2 separate regions of the Homo sapiens genome follow, and region 2 is linked to region 1. A link is an interaction called in ENCODE POLR2A ChIA-PET data of the cell type or tissue named here. Cell type or tissue: Caco-2. All regions are shown on one strand. Links, peaks and the distances in the headings refer to the core of each region. The heading gives the core; the rest is flanking DNA.

Region 1 (17,843 bases), core at 5,440-10,439:
TAAGAATTACTCAAGAAAGACACAGTGTCTATGTCACAATGAGACATGGGGAAATGATTAGAAAATACAACTATACTAACAGGCATCTAAGCAACTGCTGTACTTAGGACACACTACGTCCCGTAACAATGGGTCACAGCTAACAGAAAGGTCAAGCAACTAACTCCCCATTCTACAAAGAACAGAAGCAAGCTTGTTATACCTGGTGATGTCATTCCATGTCTCTCACTGTTTGGGACAGAAACACTAGCATCACATTACAGGCATATGTGATCACTTCAACATGCAAAAGCAGACGTCATTATATTATCACAATTTCCCTTTATAAGATAAAAGTGACAGGGTACCATGAGTCCTTGAGAAAGGATACCATAGTAATATGAAAATGTGGCCAGGCGCAGTGGCTCGCGCCTGTAATCCCAGCACTTTGGGAGGCCGAGGCAGGCGGATTGCCTGAGGTCAGGAGTTTGAGACCAGTCTAGCCAACATGATGAAACCCCGTCTCTACCAAAAATACAAAAACATTAGCTGGGCATGGTGGCGGGTGCCTGCAATCCCAGCTACTTGGGAGGCTGAGGCAGGGGAATTGCTTGAACCAGGTAGGTAAGGTTGCGGTGAACTGAGATCGCCCCACTGCACTCCAGCCTGGGCGACAAAGTGAGACTCTGTCTCAAAAAAAAAAAAAAAAAAAAAAAGTATATATTACCCGCTATGAGTCAGCCAAGGGAGATGATATGTATAGGACACTCTTTGCCAATACACTTTTGCAAATATCTGTATCTCAACCCAATGAAGCTACATGGGATGTTTCAGAATATACTTCTAACCTAAGTGTTTTTGTCTAACACTTATATTTATACTAATAAAGCAGATTTGCTAGAGCTAATATGAGGTAAGCAAAGTTAAAATAACCTGCAGTCCTGTCTACTACCATGATAAGGAAAGACAAAGTCAGCGCTTTCTCAATTTCCCAGTCTACAGTTTCAGGCTCGCTGCTACTTGGTACGCTGAAGATCTCTAAGGGAAAAGGTGGAGGGCGGTTTTCTAGGAGCACCCCCATTTTCCTGTCATCTGTTCTCACCCTCTGGAGTCATGCATGTGCATTTTGGAATTACAAGATACAACAGCCTACCTAGAATGGAGCTGATGAAGTAAGGGCGGTGAATTTGGTCCCAGTATAAATGAACCCTGGAGAAACCACCACCAGCCCCCACCCTTGGTGCCAGGTTGAGCAGTCAGCAGCACCGCCAACACAGTGGAGGAAGATCCACTGTACCTGGAGAATGACAAAAGGCAGACGTCCTGCCCACGGACTACTGGTTAGTGCAATGATCCTTGGATAGCAAGATTAGAAAATGTGAGGAAAAGGCAGATTCAGTAAGCTTGCATTTTTAAAATCCCTCTGCTTTTAAATCCTCATGTTTTTTAATATACCTCACTAACATGAAGCCTTGTGTTAGACAAAGACCCCATCACCCGAAACACCACCAGACCCAGAAAACCCCGGAGAAAAAGGCCAGAAATTGCTTCACAAATGTCAATTTTATTGACACTAGTGCACAACTAAATACAATAATTGCAAAGGAAGTGGAACGTGTCAAACAGAAATGGTGACAATGAGTTAGAACTGCAGTTGTTTCAAGGTACTACACTATTATTTAAAAAAAAAAAAATCACAAAAAGAAAAATGTTATCACTACAAGTAGGAATTAGAAGAGAGAAATTCTGGCAGTCTGTCTAGAGGTTAAAACATTTCATGCATTTGTGAGTTGCTGTTGGAGAGTTGTTTTTTATTTGTCCACCGTAATCTGGCAACATCCGGGGCTTACCTTCAGCTCTCGCACTGTGCGTGAGATCGGGTGAGGCAGTTATAAGTGAGAGCATGCTGGACACCTTGACTTTGCAGTGACGTGGAACAGAAAAAGCATTCACCTCATCATTGAAAGAGTTGGAGCCGAGAATAAAAGGTAGTTAGAAGGCTAGTGGGAAGGGGAGCGGAGGCAAGGAAATAGCAACTAACAGGCCCTAGACAGCATCCGGCAACAGAGAGGAAAAGAACTGCCACTCGGGGCAAGGGAAAAAGTAGGGGGAGCACACTCCGATACAGCCACCTCCACTCTCAAAGGCCAACAGCGAGCACCCTTGCTGCACTGCACCTGGGAACACACATTTAGGGGACAGAGCAGTTGGAAGAAATGAGGTAACAGACTATGGTTCCATAAGAGAGCCTGCCTCGCCAAGAAGGCGTGCCACGGTTCAGAACAATCCCCACTGTGCTACAGAGGAGACAGGACTCAGAAAACAGAGGGCCGAGTGGGAACTTCAGGGTCACCTGTGTACCTAAACGAAGGAACAGCTCAGGATTAGCCCACAGGCTGCTGGGGGCAGGCTTGCTGCATTTCACTCACGGAGCCTAAAGATGTCAGTAACAACTACTTAATATGTGCGCTCTGCAGACTTGGAACGACAAAATTAGGGTGGTCAGTTGGCCTTTTCCCAAGACGCTACTCCAGCTTTGCTTATAGGGCCTAAGAAAGAAAGGGCAATGGGTGTGTTTAAACAGCAAGACCAAGAAGCCAATAAATATCAAAGTCTGGTCTAGAAATCTATCAGCATTTTAAGGAAGGGAAAGGCCTGAAACTCTACAGTTCAGTTTTGCTAATTTGAGCTGCATCTGTGGAGAAGAGGCCCCTTCTCTCTTTGCAAGATAAACAATCCGAGGCTTTGAAAATGTACAGGTGACGTGGTCCAAACAAAATATGTAACTCATTTACCTTTCAGCAATTAATGAAATATGCTGACAAGGGGGCAATTAGTAGAATTTGGCAGCTTGATGAGTAATTAAAATTCTCTTTTGACTTTGAGCCAGGGTGTGTGACAACAGTCTGTACAAACTGGTGTCCATACCAGCAGGTGGGAAGAGCTGTGTCTATAAAAAGCCAATGTCCAAGGTCACAGAGTTATTAGAACTACGTGGAATCAATTTTTCACTGAAGTAGTCCATTTTACAAAAAAGCAAACAAACATGGTTCTGTTGTTAGGTAAAATGAGCCCGGTTTGATTTATATGGCATTATAAAGCTTGTTTACACCTTGCAGTCTGTCACCTGCTTTGAAGGCACAGCCCCGGGCAACGGGGAGAGGAAACTGTGACTGACATTCATTGCTACTCCATGAAATTATCAATGCCTCGGTATTTCTAGCACTTCTCCCTTTATGACAAATTAATGCAAAGTAATTTCATTAGGGAACTCGAGGTAAATAATTTGGGGGGACCCTAAGAGGAAGCACCTGCTATTAAGGCAATAGGTGGAAAGAAGTTTAAAGAGATTAGAAAAAAGATCAGTCACACACCGAAAGTCTGGAGGCTTTGAATGTTTTCAAAATTATTTTTCCTATTTCCTGAAATTGCCCTGCAATTTCTTAGGCATTCAGTTAGATGTCAGGTTAGTAGCTCTCAAATCCTTCACCTCTTCCCCATGATTTCATGACCCCTCCCGCCACCCTGCCATTCATCTAGAAGAGGTTTGGGTTTATGCTGCCCCCCTCAGACTGAAAACACCTCCAGTCATACAGCTCTCAAGGGAGGCATTTCTAGTAATTGCTTTATAAAATCCTTTCAAATGTACACATTCTCATGGCACAAACAATTACGGAACTTCAAATTAGCACTGCTATATTTATGGATTTCAATTTATCACCCAGACCAGAAACTGCCTGCGCTGCTCTCTCTTTGTAATTTAAAACACGCTCATCATTCTTCCCTCTTGGCCGGTCTGGGGAAGCTGGGTTTGCAGCATCTTGATCAGCTCTTCGGCAGAGCTGCTGAAAGGCAGTGGGAGGAGACTTTATCATCAGTGAGCCAAAGCCAGGCCTTTCTTCCCGCTTTGGGATTGGGCACAAGCTGCCTGTTAACCATGTACCGGTATTCAAGGCTTCAAAACAAACTCACACAATTCTGGGAAAAGAAAAACATTTCTAATCTATTTTTCAAGTGATAAAAACGGCATTTCTAGTACTTAACTGTACCTGTCCTGTTTTTTAAATGGGTCTCAGTTTTTAACCACATAGGTATTATTTTTTCCTATAAAGGGGGAAACTAGAAAAACTGACAACTAAAAAAATAGTAATCCAAGATATGCTTATTGAATAGCTAATATCTGACAGAATACTGACAAAAATGAGACTACTGATTGCATTCTCAATTTTTCTTTTCCAAAATTTTAAAGTGCAATTATAAAAAAGTTTCTATGCTTTTTCTTCAATATTCCCCCACATAAAATTATTTATTTTGCAATCTTCTGGGTGCCACTTATCTACCATAATTTGTCTTCTTTTATTCTGTTCTAAAACATAGGAGATTTTCTCTCTATGTGCCCAGAATATGCTCAAAAGGCCCAAGTAGGAAATATATTAGAGATGTAGGTTTTCATCTATTTTTTTGAAAGGCTCTATTTAAATCCATACGCTCTAAGAGGATACAATGAAACCTCTCTTGAGATTATCCCATTTGAAAGCCAGTTATCAAAAAAAAGGGCAGTATTATGCTGAATAATACGTAGCTTCCTGAATAGGCAGGACTCACTAGCGTCTGATATCTAAGTTGGGGCTCAGTGGAATACGCAAAGCTGGCGGTATTTTATAGAAATTACAAAGTTCCACAAGAAAAGCCAGGTTATAGGATTACCCATGTTAGCAGTGTGGTCCTCTTCTTGATACCTGAGGTTGTTGAGGGTAATGTATGTGTGCTTCTTAGACCCAGTTCCTTTAAGAAAAGTTTCACAAGCAGCTAAGCATCAGCTTCACAGTTCATCATCAAGCAATTCAGAAAAGCAATAGCAATGCAACTTGCAGGAAAAGAATTGAAATGCACTAATGGAAAAATGAATGTGCTACCTTGTTCTTACTTATGAGGAAAAGACACAGGAGAATGCTGCTTTGTTTGAACACGGTGGTGGTGATGGTGGTGGTGATGTTGGTAGTAGCAGTGGTGGTGGTGATGGTGGTGGTGGTGGTGGTGGAGGCAGTGTTTGGGTTGGGAACATGGTGCTTCGTACCAATGAAAAATACCATCTTGTACTCAGGACAAAGCTTCAGCCATCAGTGGGAAAGAACAGTTACAATGGACAGTTTTTACAGCATGATACCTGTTAGGACAAGTAAAAGCCCCTTCAGTTTAGATCAACAAGAGATATATTAATACCGTGCATACACTGTGACATGAGCTTGGCCTTCCATGCTCAAAGAACCACCAAGCTCATTGTTACTGGAGAAGCCAGCATTCTTCCCAGTGGTATGAGTCCATGCTTTATTGACGTACTTCATTGTTCCGCCATGGAGAGAAGAAGAAACCAGACAGCATCTGTGAGAACCTACATGTTGGGTGCCCACCAAAATGAAAAACAGCTCCTTGGCCATCAGAAGCCAACTGGGACCAAGTCAGGTGAGGCCTTTTCTACATTCCCACCCACTTCCCCACCCAGCAACACACACACGTATCTACATATCTATAAGCTAAATTCTCTTACAGATATGACATAGGTAAAGGTTTCTATCCCAATTGAAATAGATGTTTCCATTCAAAACATAAAGGCAAATCCATGGTTGGCTGTCTAGGCTCTCCATGCAAGCTACAGTCACAGATGCGTTCTGTTTCAGTGAGACCTCTCCTCTAGCTACAGTGATCCTGCTCACCTCTAAGGGCCCCCCTTCTCCCATGCACTGCCCAAAGTATAAAGTGCAAGCCTTGTTGGAAGAGCAAAGTTCACCTCTTCTTTTCCCACTTTAGTGAAATATGGCATCACCCAGGACGATCACTTAGGATGCTTCCACATGAAAGCTTGCACTTTGGGGAATAGGATCACTGTATTCTAGAGGAAAGAGGTATTCCAAGTACAAATTGGTATTCAGCAGTGTTAAAAAAAAAAAAAAAGACATCAGACAGTGCTCCAACAGTGTAAGAACAGAAGCTACACCATGCTTTGAGGGTAAAGACAGAACGCTGAAAACAAAGCGTTTTCTCCTAGATAGGTACATGCTGACAAGACACTGCATACAATGGAACAACGGAAAATGTTTTCCCAAACTGATTAAACAAATGACAAAAATGAGAATGAAGTCCCCAGCCTTTTCTATTTCAAATTAATTTGGTGTATTAGAAATTTTAAATAAAACATATTATCTACAGTATTAAATATACACACAGAGAGAACAGAAGGGAATTTGATTAATAATATAGGCCAAGCTGGTGAGGTTTGGTTAGTTAGGTTTTCACAGCAACCTTAGGAGGCAGAAACAGGAGTATGGGTAAGGGATTTATCCATCAGCCATTCTTGGTGCTTCTGGAGCGAGCAGCCAGTGTGCGTCCTTAACTAAGGAAGACCTATCTTCAGTCTTTCAATAAATCACTGCAGGGAAAGTGACAAATGCTTTACTTCCTACAAAGAAACTTTGAGGCCCAGAAGAAAAAGGAGTCGTTAGCTTGGTTTCAAGAGCCAGAAAAGGTCATCTATGAGTAATAACAGACTGGTCACCATGCCACTGCAGGCTCCTAAGTGACCCTTCTATCATTTCCCACTTTAAGGCCAGCTATCAATCCTGATTCATAATAAAGCAGACTCACTCCCTCACAACCCCCACACCACTACCGCCTCCACATCTCACTCAAAAGTGGAGTCAATCACTGTCCGATGCATTTTACTCCACACACGCACACCTGCCCGGTAGTCCTCGCTCCCTCCTTAGCGTCCTTGGTCTGTGTGCTTTTCCATGTTGCAGTGATTTCTAACTACTCCTCACTCCTCAACATTCTGCAATTGCTGCACCTGGCCCCAGCAGCACACTCCAGTATCTCACAGCACGATTTTCCATGACCGCACTGGCGGCGCCGGCCCTGTAGAGTTAACCTTTTAGACTGGCTTTCAACTACTCATGGAGATCAGATATCCCGTGGCAAGTTGATTTTTAATCTTCCCTACTTTCAAACAGAAAGCCACTCCAAGACAAATCAGAGTAACCTGATCTGGAGACTACATGAAGATGCAAATGCACTGCCTCCACTCCAAGTAACACTCCAACACCGGGCGCCGAGAAGATGCTGAAGGCTTGGTTTCGAGGCTACCATGCTGTGATGTCTGTGTCGAGTGGCCAATCTACACCGAAATGATCCTGAATAAATCAGAGTCTATTCAATGTTTAAAGCTTTCAGGAAAAGAAGATTTTCTAATTCTTCCCTAGCATCTACCAAGACGTTTAATTGCTTTCACTAGGGGTTAAATAAAAAAGTTCCTCCTGCTTGAGGTTTCATCTTTTTTTTTTTTTTTGGAGTGGTGTGCAGTTTATTTTATGAAGTGAGAACTTTTTTCAAAACAAGACGCTATCTCCCCTCCTCCCAAACACACATATGGCACAATAAATCAGCATTTACCACTTCTGTTCATGGGGAAATGCTTGGAAATCTCTCTCTAGGTTACTCTAGGAAATGACAAAGTTGCCCTTTTCAAGGATATACCCAAACAGCTAGCACCAGGCCACTTTTGATCTGTGATGTCTACAACTCCAGGCCAAATCATCATACAGATTGTGTGTGTGTGTGTGTGTGTGTTTTGTCATTATTTTTTAATAGAAAGAAAACTGTTATATTAAGTGTCACGCTAATTTTGGCCTAAAAGTCACAGCTTCATTTTAAATCCCAACAACTGGGAGAGGTGTGTACATGTGCTCACTAGAGACACCATTTTTATTAAGTTTCACTCAATTAAACAGAAACAGATGGAATTAAACTAACAAGGAAAAAAAACAGTACCAGTAAATTCTTTAATGTTGTCAGAGTAAATGTCTTTATGCCGCTCACAGAAGTTCATTCAATCGTACCTTTCTCTCCATATGCTCTTACGGGCTTGGCTAACAGAGAGCCAATATAAAACTCATCAGAGAGCTACCATTTTAAGTGGAAATGGTAGCAACGGATTATTTTTAAATGGCCACCTCTTTAAATTTATGCCTGAGGTTGTAATTTTTTGAATTTTTGTAATCAGACCTTGATGATGACCGTGAGCAGTAAGATATAAATAACTCCCACATGCTTAGCGTTCCAATAATGGAACACTACACATACATGGCTAGGGTTCAAAGAAACTTGCTCTGTTACAGGGATTACCTAGAAAGACTCTTCTGCAGTTCAATTTGTAAAATTTAGCAGCAATAGAATAGACTCATACCATCACACTAGAGGAAGGCCAGTCTTAGAACTAAGTCCATGACCATCAGAGGAGAAATGTTTACAGACCATAAAAGAGAAAGTCCAGAGAAAAAAAGTCTTTCTGGGGAATGTAACTTTAAAAGCTCTTAAAAATCTAGCTAATCAGAATAAGGTCCCAGGCAAAGAGAAGGGATCCAGATAGAAGCAAATAAAACCAACATAAACCTGATAGTTAAGGGAACCCAGATTTGTTAATTTAAGACTGGGTCTGCCTGTAACGCAATTACTCACTAACAGCTACAGTTTCACCAAAGTCATTCTGTGCTGAAATACGGAATAATGCTTTAAGTAGAAACAGTGGACTGAAAGCATGCGAATACTGATTACAGGTATGAAACAGAGAGCTGTGTGCACACTCATGGCAGTTTCAACAACATTTAAAATGACAGATTAATATTTACATTGTTTCTTCCTTTAGAAATTGCTTGACAACAAAACCAAATTTTTGTTTTTGGCACCAAATTCCAGGGCTAATAACCAAAGTTGAGTTTCTGATGCACATTCAGAGCAGACTGGATTTTGTATATTTGGTGGAAATTTTGAGAGGCTCGTGCTATGTTTTAGTTTTGCAGGCCTAGCTTTTTTCAGCATTGCTTGGCTTGAATCTTCAAATAAGTTCTTGAGAATAAAATCAGAATTACTTACATTTTAAGTGCAGGCCACATGGCACAATTGGGGGGAGATAAATCAGAAATTTCCAAATATGAATCACACATGCAGGGAAGAATCTGGCCCACAGACTTCCTCTAATTAAACGCCTATCTAATAAAATATTGTCAATGGCATACAGATGACTGTTCAAGGAGCTGAAGCCATTTATTTTGAGTTCTGGAGCTCATTAAATGTATTTCTTCATGCTAAAAGAATTTCTTGCGTTTTTATTTTGCCCTTAACAAGCGGCAGCAAAGGCAACCACAAAAGGGTCTAAAATTCACATATTTTGAAATAATATCCAACAAAAGATATTAGCACAAGGAGGCCCTCGAGTAGCCAACAGTGGCTTTAAGATTTGTGTTTACATAGGGCTTGTCTTCCATTCACGGTCTTAAGATAGCACGTCACAGAGCAGCCAGTGAGTGGCTGGTATCTGAAGGCCTGGGTCCCCTATTGAGTCAGGAGACCCCTACACTAGCTATTGTCCTAGAAAGATTGGTTGAGAGGTCTCAGGAAACCCTTTGGAAATCTGAATGCATTCAGAAGTCTGTAATATCTGCTACCTAGTATCACACCCAACCCTACCTCTGGCCTTCCTCCACTCTTAGTTCAACTTCATGCACACGCATGCCCTTGTTAAGCTAGAATGAGATCTGCAGGCTGGGTAAAGACCTGGGGGACTGGAGTCTCCCCAAAGTCAGAAGGTTTGGAGGGTGGCAGGGTAGATGCTGCTGGCTTTTCCTGACTGAGCTCTTCACAGTGACACTGAGGAGACCACATCACCTCAGCAAACGTGCTCCACCAGGCTCAAAGAATGTATAAACGGACCCTTTGGCCAATGTTATAGAATCTTTATTAGCATAGGACAAGCTCCTCTTGAGGCAAGTAGTGACTATTCGCAGCACATCAGGATGTATGATAAACAGCCTTTAAACAAACTGTAAGCACCATTAATTACACCAGGATTGCTGCTTTTGTGAATACTGGCCAAGAAGCAGAAATTAAGTTGCTTGCCTGGTACAAAGCCAGTGAGGGAAAAACTCTATGAGCAACTCTTAAAGTGAAAAATCTCATCAATACACAACTGAGTATACTGCCATTGATCAACTGCTCTTAAAATACTTAGATAAAAATCACTGCTGTAGGAAAAAGCAAAACAAAATAATGATTGAAGCGTGTTTTGCTCGGGGATGCTTACATTTGACGATTCCTGTCATACGCTGTGTAAGTTCATACCTAGTGCTCAATCGTATTTCATTACCAGACTGCTGTATAATTAGAGGGAAAAAGAAAATTCATTTGAACAAACCACTTTCACAGATAAACCACAGGATTCCACACTTGGCTCTGTTTAACTCACACTTCACTGAACACTCATAGCAAATTGACATTTTTCCTATGTCTGAACAGATTATGCAAAAATGTGTTATAACTGCAAAACCCTCACCATATAAAAAGAAGTAGTTCTTCCCACCTATTATGGCCTGTAATTGCCTAAGTCTACTTGATCACTAGTCTCCACATCCGATTTGAATTATTAATTCATATGACTCTCCAAAATTAAAATATTGAATCAAAAAGCTCCTATTGCACCAAGATATCACAGAGATTAAAAAAGTGAAGCCTAGAGACGAGGTTACAGTTTCAGCTTTGTCATGCAATAGCTGTATTAGTTATGCAAAGTCACTTAACTTTTTCAGAAGAAATGAAGGTTTGCCCAGAAGAACCTCTGAGGTCCCTTCCAGTTTAAAAATTCTGTGATTCTGGTTAAATATATAAATTCAAAGCAAGGCGTAAATAGACTACTTCAATGAACAACTCTCAAACGATCCAACAATCAGCTTGATTCAATCAGGCACTGAATCAAATGATTAGGAAAACAAAACAAAAAAAGTCTGTATAAAAATGGATTAAGTGTTCAGACTCTTTAAAACCGACTTCTGGACATTCATGTGGACAGATATCATTTGTCAATGAGACGAGCCGATCCTCCTCCATTTTCTATGCTGCTGCCAAATTCTACTCAGTGTCCTAAGCACGCCTGGTGCTTCCCTTGTGATCGGGTCGCGTGATGAGCCCAGTGAGGCCCTGGTATGGTGGCACATCAGGGAGCTATCCTTGTTAGGACTCTTTTCAATAATTTTGTAGTTACTTAGGATCTAAAAATTTTATTCTACAATTTATCTTTTTTTTTTTTTTTTTTTCAAAAAAAAAAGTACCTAAGGCTGAAAAGTACAAATCACAGGCATCAAGAAAAAGCAGTTTGTTTGTGATGTTTTTCTTACTCTGCAAGCAAGCCAAAAATTTAGCTAACACTTTTACTGTATTCCACTAGATTCGAGACAGCCTGGGTAAGAAGTGACCCTGGCTGCCCAGTACAAACAGCTGGGAAGCCCAAGGAGCACTCAAGACCAATGAGATCAAAATCCCTAGGGTCAGGGTCCCGGCATCACTAATTTTTAAAATATCTCAGAAAATTGCAACGTGCAGCTAAGGCAGAGAAACTTCAAGTGAAAACCAGGCTCTTTAATCTAAAATGCAGGAATGCTGGGTGAAAGGCAGTGACACTGGTGGGCAAGATTTAAAAAGAAGTCAATCTCTCTCTCCTTACATTTTCTTTTTTCTGGCTCAGAGAAACATCCAAGTATCACTATTCCCAACAGAGGACACTGTTCACCAGAGTGTGAATGGTAAGACTGTGTCTGTACACCAACCAAGAGCAACCATGCTGGAAAACAGTCCTTCTCTGCGCTGTACACAATTCAAAGGCAGGCATTTAGTTTGTTGACCTACTGGTGACAACAGTGCCTATTTCAAGGTGTTGCTCTTCCCTGCATCCACACTCAATAGGATTTCAGTTTCACCAAGAGATTCTGAGAGGCAGAATTGTACTTCTTAAAACATAACAATATGATCCACCAATGCAAACCTAAACCAAACCAGCAATCCCTAGTAGATCACAATTCATGAAGATTTGACAACTTTTCTAGTATTTCACAGGAAGCCTGGGAAGCAGAAATAACCCCAAATTCTTCCCATTAAAATATTCATTATTCTTGACGAAAGATTTCACCAACATAATCTCAACTAGCTATCAATTTACATTTGGCCTTGAATAGTGCCAATTCCTCACTTCATGAGGCATGGACAAAGCAGCCCTCCTTTTAAAGAAGGGGAGAATGGGAAACCCTTTTCTGTAATCTCAAGGATGCTTCAGTTCAAACTCTCAACCAACAGGAGGGTGAGCTGCATAATTGAACATACACAGAAAATTGCCATATAAATATAACACACTATACACATGATCGGATTCATAATAAAGTGTTTCTTCCTAGCCTTCAACCAGCAAAATAAACAAGCTCCTGAGAACTTGTCATTAGGACTTGCTGTTTATCTTGCCCACCTTTTCTGGAAAGCAAGCCACTTATGTGAAGTTTTGTTTTTCTTAACGATTTTAGAAGTCAGGCAGACTCTTTCAAACATGTGCCTGTCCAAAATCTCCTCTAACAAATGTAGACTACAAATGAATGAGTCACTAGAACAGATGATCTTTAGGGAAACCCTGGTCTCGTGACCCCAGGTTGCTCGGGCTGAAGACTTGGCTCCTGGCCTCCTCACTCATCCTCCTCCTGTTCCTCACTCATCCTCCTCCTGTTCCTCACTCAAACGCAGGCCACCCAAGGACCCCCGGCTTCTCAGCAGGGACGGGGAACGCAGCACTGCGGGGTTACCAAATATGAGGGGCTGACTCCCGGGGATCAGCATCTCAGAGTCTGACTCACTGGACTCAGTCCCACTGCTGGTGGAGCCCTCGGTCACTTGCAGGGGTGCCAGCTGCCCCGCCATGCCTCTGGCACACACCGACTGCACAGCAGGGACCTTAGAGGCTGCACCCATGGGGGGTGTGCCATTAGCCAGGCTTCTACCCTCGGGAGCAGCTGCGCTGGCTTGCCCCCACTTCCCACGGCCACCAAGCCCATCCATGGCCTCCGGGGTAAATGCTACCTGGCTAAGGATGAGTGGATCTGTCTCTGACTTATTACATCTACCAGGAAGATTCCGCATGTATGGCCTTGGCGAGGTGGGGGACCAGCGTTCATAAGGAGGACCCTGGTCCGGGAGAGTGTCTTCTCCCATACTCCCCTCTCTATGGTCATGTCCATTTTCCGAAACATAGCCTTGAGACCCAGTTCTGTCCCAACTCATATTTGGACTTGAACTGCTGCTGCTGGGAGACAATGGGGTGGCCAGGGGGCTGTGACCAGCCGAGCCCTTGAACATTTCATCTATGAGAGAGCTATGCCTTGGGAGTCGAGGGCTCCCGCTCATATCAAAGGTGATGTCTGCTGAATCGTCATCAAGGAATTCTCCGGAAGGAGGCCGGGAGGACTTCGCAGAGTGCGGGGAAGCCCTACGCCCAGCCTCTCTTCGCCCCTCCTCCCTGGACAGCAGATAGACACCGCTGGTCAGATCACCCTCATAATTGTCATTTGTTTGGGACCGGGACCGGGATCGGGACCGGGATCGGGACGCTTGTTCTCTAAGAAGGTCGTATTCGCTATCTACGTCACTGCAGTCAATGAAAGGAATGGAAGTACTGCTGCCTCTGGCAGCCCGGGATGCTGGACCTGTGCTTGGCTGCGGGGGCTGAGGTTTACTCTGCTGGGTCCTATCCTTAACGACCTCCTCCTCTTCCTCCGTGGGCGCCGAGGCGGCTCCGTCCGCCTGCTTGTTACCCGCGGGGCTTCTCCTCGGCGCAGGGCTCGGGTGCGACCCCGGCTCCCCGGCGGAAACCTTCGGTTCCTTTCCTCGCCGGCAGCTCTGGCCCCCTGGAGATTCGGCACCTTCTCCAAATGTAAGGCTGGTGCTCTGCTGAGACTGGGTGGGGTGGGGAAAAAGGTGCGGAGAGATAGAGAAGAGGGAGACTGTTATTCCAAGGCTGAAAACAGAAAAGGAGAGCCAGGCAAGAACACCCGAGGCCTCTGCGGCGGGAGAACTGCCCCGGAGCTCTCTGGCCTAGCAGCAATCACGGAGGCACATCTGGGCATGATCCAGAAGGTTCCTTCAGGGCGTGGCGGCTGACAGCACTGTTCCCGGCAGCACAAGCCCGGCCCGGTCTCTGCTTTCCAGGACCCGCCGACTCATGCTGGGGTTTGCTTTGCTTTTCTTTTTTGGAGGGGGAGACAGGATCTTACTCTGTCACCTAGGCTGGAGTGCAGTGCTGCAACCACAGCTCACAGCGGCCTCGACCTCTTGGGCTCAAGCAATCCTCCCAAGTAGCTGGGACCACAGTCCTGCGCCACCATGTCCGGCTAATTAAAAAAATTTTTTTTGTAGAGATGGGGTCTCCCTGTGTTGTCCAGGCTGCGCTTGAACTCCTGGGGTCAAGCAATCCTCCCACCTCAGCCTCCCAAGTGGCTAGGACCACAGGCATGTGCCACCACACCCGGCTAATTTTTAAATTTTTTTATAGAGACTGGGGTCTACGTTGCCCAGGCTGGCTTTGAACTCCTGGGGCCAAGTGATCCTCCCGCCTTGGCCTCCCAAAGTGCTGGGATTACAGGCGCCAGCCACCACGTCCTGCTCATGTTGGGCTTGTAAAGCTTCTACGGAACAAGACGGCCCTTCCAGCCCACAGGGGGTCTCCAGGGAAGGATGGGCAGGCACATCAGGGACCCCTGAAGGCAAGTTGACACAGTCATCAGAAAAACGACAAAGGACATGTTTGCTTATACTTCTCAGGGCAGCCTGGACGGGGAAAGGGGTTTTTTTGGATTCACACGATGAAACCTCCTTTATATTCTTCCCCAAGTTTCTTTTTCTCTTTTAGAGAAAGCCCTGAGAACTTACCCAGAGACCAACTCCAGGGAAAACGAGCTTTTGCCACCCTCAGAGCAAGAGTGATAATGTCTCTTACTGCCAATTGTGGTCACTGCCCTGTAATACAAGCTCTGGGAACTCGCCGACCAGTTCTGTGCCAGCAAAGGCTTCTGGCCTTGGCACCAGGCAGGAGTTACACCCATTGGTTACAAAGCGGGTCCCCATCTCTTCCCAAGTGGACCCATTTAGCTGGAGAGTCAGTCTCAGCTCTGCCCACTGCCGCGATGGTTCCGCCGCTGAGCTGAGTTCTCAGTGGCTTAGAGCACCGCATGGGAGATGAGAAGGCAGCTGAAAACACAACACACTCCACGGCCTCTGAGCCCAGGCTGCCGGCACATGGCACAAAGCCTATATCTGGTCAAAGCCAAGGCCCATAATCAGATTCTCATCTGCTAAAAACCCCAAAGGAAAGGACAGAGAACAAGAAAGCCCGCTCTGAAGCCCAGGGCTCCGTGGAGGAAGTGTGGGGAAAAGCAGAGTTATCATAGGACAGCGCCATCACTGACCTGCTCCAGCACTTCCGAATTCAGTTCTGTAGGCTGTGAAGCAAGGCTCCGGATAGAATGAATCTTGCTGTGCTTCCTGGGAAAAATCACACAAGATCATTAAAGTTAGGTGAGGTTTTTGTTTCTTTTTCCTTGGTTTTAAATGAAACAAAAGTCCTTTTGTTGGACGTATTAGTGCCTTCCTCAATAATGATGGTACCCAGAGCCGCCTTTACAAATGCTACTTGGAAACATACGCAGTCATCCTTTGATAGCACTTGCATGGTTCAAGGGTTACTTAAATCTCGGAGAAATTCTCAGAAGCCCTTGTTGTAGTTCTCACGGTGCAGCTCGTGAAGAAACATTTAGCAACTGAGCAGGACCTTTCTAGTTAAGGGGAAAGTCACAGAGGAGGGAGGATGTGGCTGCGCCCTCCCATGCTCTGAATAGCAAGCTATGGTCTGACAATATGAAATCAATTCATGTACTTTAGGTAATTATTTTCTGGATCAGTTCTATAACAGAGGCAATTACCACTCATCCGCTCACTCTATCAAAGCGGTAAGTTCAGAGGAAAAGGCCTGCCCTCAACAGTAGAAGGAACTGACTTTAACAGCATCTTGACACGTCTCTTTCATCTCTTCCCTCTCAGTCTGCCTATTCCCCTTTTCCCCATCAAACAGGCACTGAAATGCTCAGGTCCTGAAATTCATGAGACTGTGTAAATATAGATTCTATTCCCAGGCACATCCAGCTCTTCTTCAAAATACTCCAGGTTAGCACAGAAAAGCTCTAGAGATCCACATTCTGAATCAGAGAGAGAACTGGGCTATTTCTTACATGGTTTTCAAATACTAACCATTGACTGTCCAGGAAAATTATGGGATTCATCTCCAAAAAAAAAACCTCCTGAAAAAAACCTCCTGAACATGACATTTATAGAGACAGGGCATGAGAAAGCACCACAGATTTGTGGTAGAAGGAAGATGCAGGGATGGCCACAGAAGCAGGTTTATTTCAGCAAAATCAAAACAAAATACTGAAATAATCTGGATGGTTCTCAATAGGCAATCAGAGAAATACAGTGTAGTATCTTCATACTACTGTATGGCCCTTAAAACAGATCTCAAAAAAAAGGTAGTATTAAAAAAGCAAGATGCAGAATTATATATGGGAGTACTTATATGAATGAAAAGAACACACTCAGAGCAGTTTTTCTTTTTTCTCTTTTTTTTTTTTGGGACAGGATCTCGCTCTGTGGCCCAGAGATGGAGGGCAGTGGCACAATCTTGGCTCACTGCAGCCTTGACCTCCCAGGCTCAAGCAATCGTCCTACCTCAGCCTCCCAAGTAGCTGGGACCACAGGCATGCACCACCACATCCAGCTAATTTTTTTTTTTTTTTTTTTTTTTTTTTGGGTAGAGATGAGCTTTCGTCATGTTACCCAGGCTGGTCTCAAACTCCTGAGCTCAAGTGATCCACCCACTTCGGCATCCCAAAGTGCTGGGATTACAGGCATGTGCCATTGTGCCCGGCCTCCAGAGCAATTCTACACACTCTTTTGGGATGCAGTAATATGCATACAGAAAGGAGCCTAAATGTGGCAGCTGCCTCTGGGGAGGGGAGAAGGGAAATTACCAGAGCTGGTGGTTCAAGGGGGTTTTACCATGTCTGTAACGAGAGCTGCAAATAAAAGAAGAAAAAACAACCCCAGAAACAAATGTGTCCAACTGTTAATGGCCGTTAATTCTAAGTAGTAGGAATCTGGGTGTTTGCTGACTTCCCTGTACTTTATTGTAATTTTTAAATGTATGAAAATGAAAAAAGTTTTTTAAAAACGCTACATGCAGTAACTAGTTCTTGAGGCCTATCCTCCGCTCCTTTACCCTCCTTGGGTTCTGCTGCTCCTCCTTGGAGCATTGGGCTTGGGAGCTGGCTGGCTGGCCAGAAACTGCTTAGCAGCTATGAGACCTGGACTAGTTATTTAACCTACTGGGGACTCAGTATCTCCATCTTTATAAAGGGAATAAAAGAGCACTGACCTCACAGAGCTGAGGTGAAGACTCAATGAGTTCACTCAGGCCCAGTGCTCGGAACAGCCTGGCACACACTAAGGGCTACAAGTGTTTGATAACACCAACAACAATAATAATAATAAATCCTGTTTCTGGCTGGGCATGGTGACTCTTGCCTGTAATCCCAGCACTTTGGGAGGCCAAGGCGGGAAGATGGCTTGAGCCCAGGAGTTTGAGACCAGCCCTGGCAACATAGGCAGACCCCATCTCTACAAAAATTTAGCTGGGAGTGGTGGTGGGCACCTGTGGTCCCAGCTACTCAGGAGGCTGAGGTGGGAGGATTGATCGAGTCCCAGAGGCTGAGGCTGCAGTGGGCTGTGATCACACCACTGCACTCCAGCCTGGGCAACAGAGCAAGACCCTGTTTTGAGAAAGAAAAAATCCTGTTTCTGCTCATCCAGATTTACTTGATTTAATTAAAATGTTCATAGACATGCTTTCAATACAAATCCCAAAATATTGAAGGACTCACCAGTGAGCTAGTTTTTAT
Region 2 (5,000 bases), core at 1-5,000, 630 kb before region 1:
GAGCTCTATGAGGGCAGAAACTGTATCTTATTCTCAATTATATTTGCAGAGCCTATACTATGCTTGGCACACACTAGGTCCAAATATTTGCTGAATGGACAAAATGTTTGTTTTCAGATGTCTTAGTTGTTTCGGTGTTAGTGTCTTAGCTCCAGCTGCTATAAAAAAAATCCCATTGGCCGGGCACAGTGGATCACACCTGTAATCCCAGCACTTTGGGAGGCCGAGGTGGGCGGATCACGAGGTCAGAAGATCGAGACTATCCTGGCCAACATGGTGAAATCCCGTCTCTACTAAAAATACAAAAATTAGCTGGGCATGGTGGTGTGTGCCTGTAATCCCAGCTACGGGAGGCTGAGGCAGGAGAATCACTTGAATCAGGGAATCGGAGGTTGCAGTGAGCCAAGATCACTCCACTGGACTCCAGCCTGGTGACAGAGCAAGACTCTGTCTCAAAAACAAAACAAAACAAAAAACCAACAACCAGGTGGCTTACTAACTACAATGATTTGTTTCTCACAGTTCTGGAGGCCAGAAGTTCGAGATCATGGTGCCAGCATGGTTGGGTTCTGATGAGGACCCTCTTCCATGTTAAAGAAGGATGACTTCTATTGTATTCTCACATAGCAGACAGAGAGCTAGCAAGCTCTCTGGCCTCTTCTTTATACGAGCACTAAACCTACCCATTCATGAGGACTTCACCTTCATGACTTAATTGCCTCCCAAAGTTCCCACCTCCAAATACCATCATGTTGGGATTAGGGTTTCAACATAAGAATTTGGTGGGGTAGGGAGCACAAATATTCCGTTTGTAACAGTATAATAGGGTTCTCTAGTGAAACAGAATCAATAAGATGTGTATGTGTGTATGTATTATACATCCATGTATCCATATGTTTCTTTCTATTTTAAGGAATTGGCTTAAACGATCATGGAGGCTTAAAAGTCCAAAATTGCGAGGCTAGGGTAGGCAGGCAGGCAGGCTTGGAAGGCTGACAAGCTGGAGACCCAGAGAAGAGCTGATGTTGCAATTGGAGTTCAAAGTGAGTCTGTTGTCCGAATTTCTTCTTCCACAGGAAAGGTCGGTCCTTTTCTTAAGGTCTTCAACTGCTTGGATGAGGCCCTCCCAGATTATGGAGGGCAATCTGTTTTACTCAGTCTATTGATTTAATGTTAATCTCATCTAAAAATTACCTTCGCAGAAGTATCCACATGTATTTGACCAAATATCTGGGTACTGTGGCCTAGCCAAGTTGACACATAAAAGAAAGCATCACAGTTAGGATATACTTTAACAAAGATCAAAAAACAATGCCTTATAAAGGATGGAAGTTAGGTTTACTCTTAGTCCAAGTGTAAACAGTTCAGGGTTGATTGATGACTCTACCATTTTGGGGTCCCAGGCTCCTTCTATCTTGTTGCTCTGCCATTTTCCACATAGTACTTCCTTGTAGCAGAAAAGGGAGATGGTATGGGAATGGTGTACTCCTTCCCATTTAAGTGCATGACTTTAAAATTGCACGTATCACTTAACACGTCCCATTAGCTTTAACTTTAACCATCCCATTAACTGGAACCCAATCCAGTAGACACACTTCAGTGCAAGAGAGACTGAGAAATGTAGTTTTTGGCTGGGTAGCCAGAGGCCCACCAGCACTGCTATTACTATATCAAAAGGGAAGGATAGATGTTGGGGTGAGGGAGGTATTCATCAGTCTCTGATAGTGTTCATTCATGTTTTGTGTTGCATTACATTTGATTGGAGTTCAGAATGTTTACTAATATTAAATCTGCTCATTCAAATTTGAGAGATTGAGAGTTGTGACACAACTTAAGTTTCATAATTAATGTTATTGAATTTGATCTTTCTTCTGCATCTTAAAGCACGTGTCTTGAGCAAACCTGCACATGAAAGTTGACATACCAAATGGGAAGCTGAGACAGAAGACAGAAACACAGATTCAGAAACCCACCTTGTTAAGACTGTTCCACTTCATTCTTTAGGAAGTAGGTGACTGTGAAAGTTTTGGAGCAGTGTTAGAATATGACAGATTGGGGTAATGGGAAGATAATCCGGTGGTTCCACATTGATTGCTGGATGACATCCAAATGCATCCATATGGCTTACAAGGAACTGCCTGTCTGTTTCACCTCAACTCCTGGCATCCACCTTTACTGCCTGTGTTCTGGCCACACCGAATCACAGTTCCTTCACTGTTCCTTATTATTACGCATCTCTATGTCTTCTAACAACTCTGCTCACCATTTTTGTTACCTTTTTAAAATAGAAATTTGAAGATTAAGGAAAACAGATAAAGGGCCCTTAAATTGGAGCCTACTCAGGTCCACCTATCTGTCTCTGCTGTTCGTTGAGTGCTGCGGTGTTTCAGGAATGTGTTAGGTGCATTCTTTTTGTCACCTCTCCATCCTCATGGCACCCCTGAGGGGTGTGCCATTATCCATGTTTTGCAGATGAGGAGCTGAGGCAGAAGTTTAATGATTGACTCAAGGTTACAACAGTCAGAAACTGACAGAACCAGGAATTTTGGCTGACTTCTGAGCCTGGGTTTTTCCCACCACATATTGTTCTCTTTGGAAAGAAGGTCTTAGGCTTAAGATGATTAGTAAACACAGTATATCAAGGGGCTGTGGAATCTCTGGGAGCTTCAGCTTCAGTTTGGAGTTACACCTCTTGGGTGTGCTACTGGAGAGCTGTTACCTCAGTGACTTGTGATGTGACCTGCTTTGCCGACTCTGTACTTATGTTGGGGGAAACTGGGGAAATGAGGGAGGAAGCAAATTTGGAATATGGTTTTAACCAGTTGGAATGAATTCATCCTTGACTCCTGAAAGCTTGTAATCTTCATAATCTCTTTTCTAGTGTTGCTATTTTGGATATGAGGTATGGGATAGCAGATGAATGCTTTAGGGTTGTGTGAGCTGAACAGTATTAAAAATGTGCTTTTCTCTCATCCTGAGGATCTTCCATTAATCCACTAGATGGAGCAGCTGGTTTGAATATATTTCATGATTAGAAGTTGGAAGAAAAGACATGGTGTTCATATCAGAGCCATGTCACAGACCCCCTGAAGTTGGCCAGGCATTTTGATCTCTATTTTTTCCTCTCTAAATATAAAACTTTTATTTACTCAGCACATCTATATGTAGGGAGCATTTGAGGTTCTTCTGGGACCTGACAGAAAACCATCATGGTAGAGTAGAAAGAATTCTAATCTGAAGTCTGGGGATGTGAGAGTAGAAGTCCTAGTTCAGACACTTTAGTTCTCTGTGACTTTGGTCTTTAACCGTCTTTAAGCCTCAGTGTCCTCACTTTTATCACTGTTGCAATAGGTGAGATGTGAGATGTGCCTTCTACAGGTTAGGTATATTGGGCCTCTGTGCCATCCCTTTAGACCACCTGCGCGATCAAAGATGCACGAGCTTCCATTTTGCCTGACTTGAAACTGCACTCGCTGACAGTGTCTACAACATGGAAAATCCATCCCACTGAAGACTGGAGGGTTTGTTGACGGCATTAGTTCATTTGCCTTTGTGATACTTCCGTCACCCACGGGCATTCCCGCTCATGCATGAACCCCTCCTTGGGGCAGTAGTTTCATTCCCTCACAAATGGTTTATCCTATTTTAGGGCAACACTGGTTATTAGAGTTTTTACTTATTGGTCCTGGTTGATCCTTCCAGAGCAGCCCATATCTTGTAATCTTATCTGTCTTTCATATTCAGATTTTCTGTTTTAGAACTAAGGTGGAATATTTGTTTTTTGCCTTCTCTACTACTGGTCCTGCCTGAATGATATGCTATATAAGAAATTAGACATGTTATCAAAATGCTTTTTAGTTTTTAGTTCTCAACTGATAGATAGGAAGGTGGCTATGTATGTTTAAATCTGCTACCTGTACTCAGATGTCTTAAAACATCATATGTCCTAGAATTTTAAGGTTTCATAACAAGGAACTATTCTTTAACAGTTGTTGACACATTTGTTCCTAAAAGCCAATGATGTCTTACTTAGACTACTGGAATCTGCTCCTAAGTGTTTAATGAAGTGAAATTAAAACTTCCATTTTTAGGTAGCTTTGAACTATGGGAATGTGTAACCTCACTACTCCTGATTTCTGTTAATTTTTAATTAAATACACATCTGCTAAATTAAAGACTTTCACATAGGTTGACATTCTTGTTGTTTGCCAAATACAAGAGTTTGTGATATTTGGAAACAGACTCTTCAAGTATTCCTTTTAAACTATACAGATTTTGTATTTCAAGTGGAAAGCTACAAAACACCAACTCTGTTTTAATTTGTCATATAAATTAATAAATTTATGTCATGTAAATTAATAAATTTATGTCATGTAAATTAATAAATTTATGTCATATAAATTAATAAATTTATAGTACTTCCCCTTTCAGTTGAGGAAGAGGACCTAGCCTCAGCCTTATCTTTCCCAAAGAGGGGTTTTAGGGGTGCGTATATTTGAATGAATTTTGGAATCAGGTTTTTTTTTTTTTTTGAGATGGTGTCTCACTCTGTTGCCCAGGCTGAAGTGTGGAGTGCAGTGGTGTGATCTCAGCTCACTGCAGCCTCCACCTACTGGGTTCAAGCAATTCGCCTGCCTCTGCCTCCCAAGATGCTGGGACTACAGGCACACGCCGCCACTTCTGGCTAATTTTTTTTTTGTATTTTTAGTAGAGACAGGGTTTCACTATGTTGCCCAGGCTGGTTTCGAACTCCTGAGCTTAGACAATCGGCCTGCCTAGGCCTCCCAAAGTGCTAGGATTACAGGCGTGAGCCACCGCACCCAGCCTGGAATCAGTTTTAACAGTGTATAATCTCATTGGCACTCCTTGGACTGAAGCCACTTAGCATTAAAATGTACCTTGATCTCCTGGTGACCTCCAGTGACCCACATTGATGACTCTGATGGGTTATCATTAGTTCTCCCCAGGAAATTTGAATCATCAGGATGTTTCTTTGGTTA

The links. Peaks named below come from ENCODE experiments on the same cell type or tissue, not always from the same donor. Only the 100,000 strongest peaks of a DNase experiment are listed, where the experiment ranks them.
Region 2: POLR2A ChIA-PET joins it to region 1 with 9 read pairs; 2 of 35 experiments call an interaction of 5 or more read pairs at or near these places.

The regions. Positions count from the first base shown.
Region 1 is chr13:98,391,175-98,409,017 of GRCh38, reverse strand. It overlaps FARP1 (FERM, ARH/RhoGEF and pleckstrin domain protein 1), which reads right to left. Exons shown (of 27, transcript NM_005766.4): 12 at 15,300-15,375; 13 at 13,542-13,791. Among named protein-coding and RNA genes, the nearest start is that of FARP1-AS1, 36 kb to the left of the region's middle. In Caco-2, for the core only: no CTCF peak of the experiment used is centred there; no DNase peak of the experiment used is centred there.
Region 2 is chr13:99,032,015-99,037,014 of GRCh38, reverse strand. It overlaps a transcript of DOCK9 not described here. Among named protein-coding and RNA genes, the nearest start is that of DOCK9-DT, 52 kb to the left of the region's middle. In Caco-2, for the core only: a CTCF peak has its summit at 2,967 (motif pointing right); a DNase peak (open chromatin) is centred at 2,424.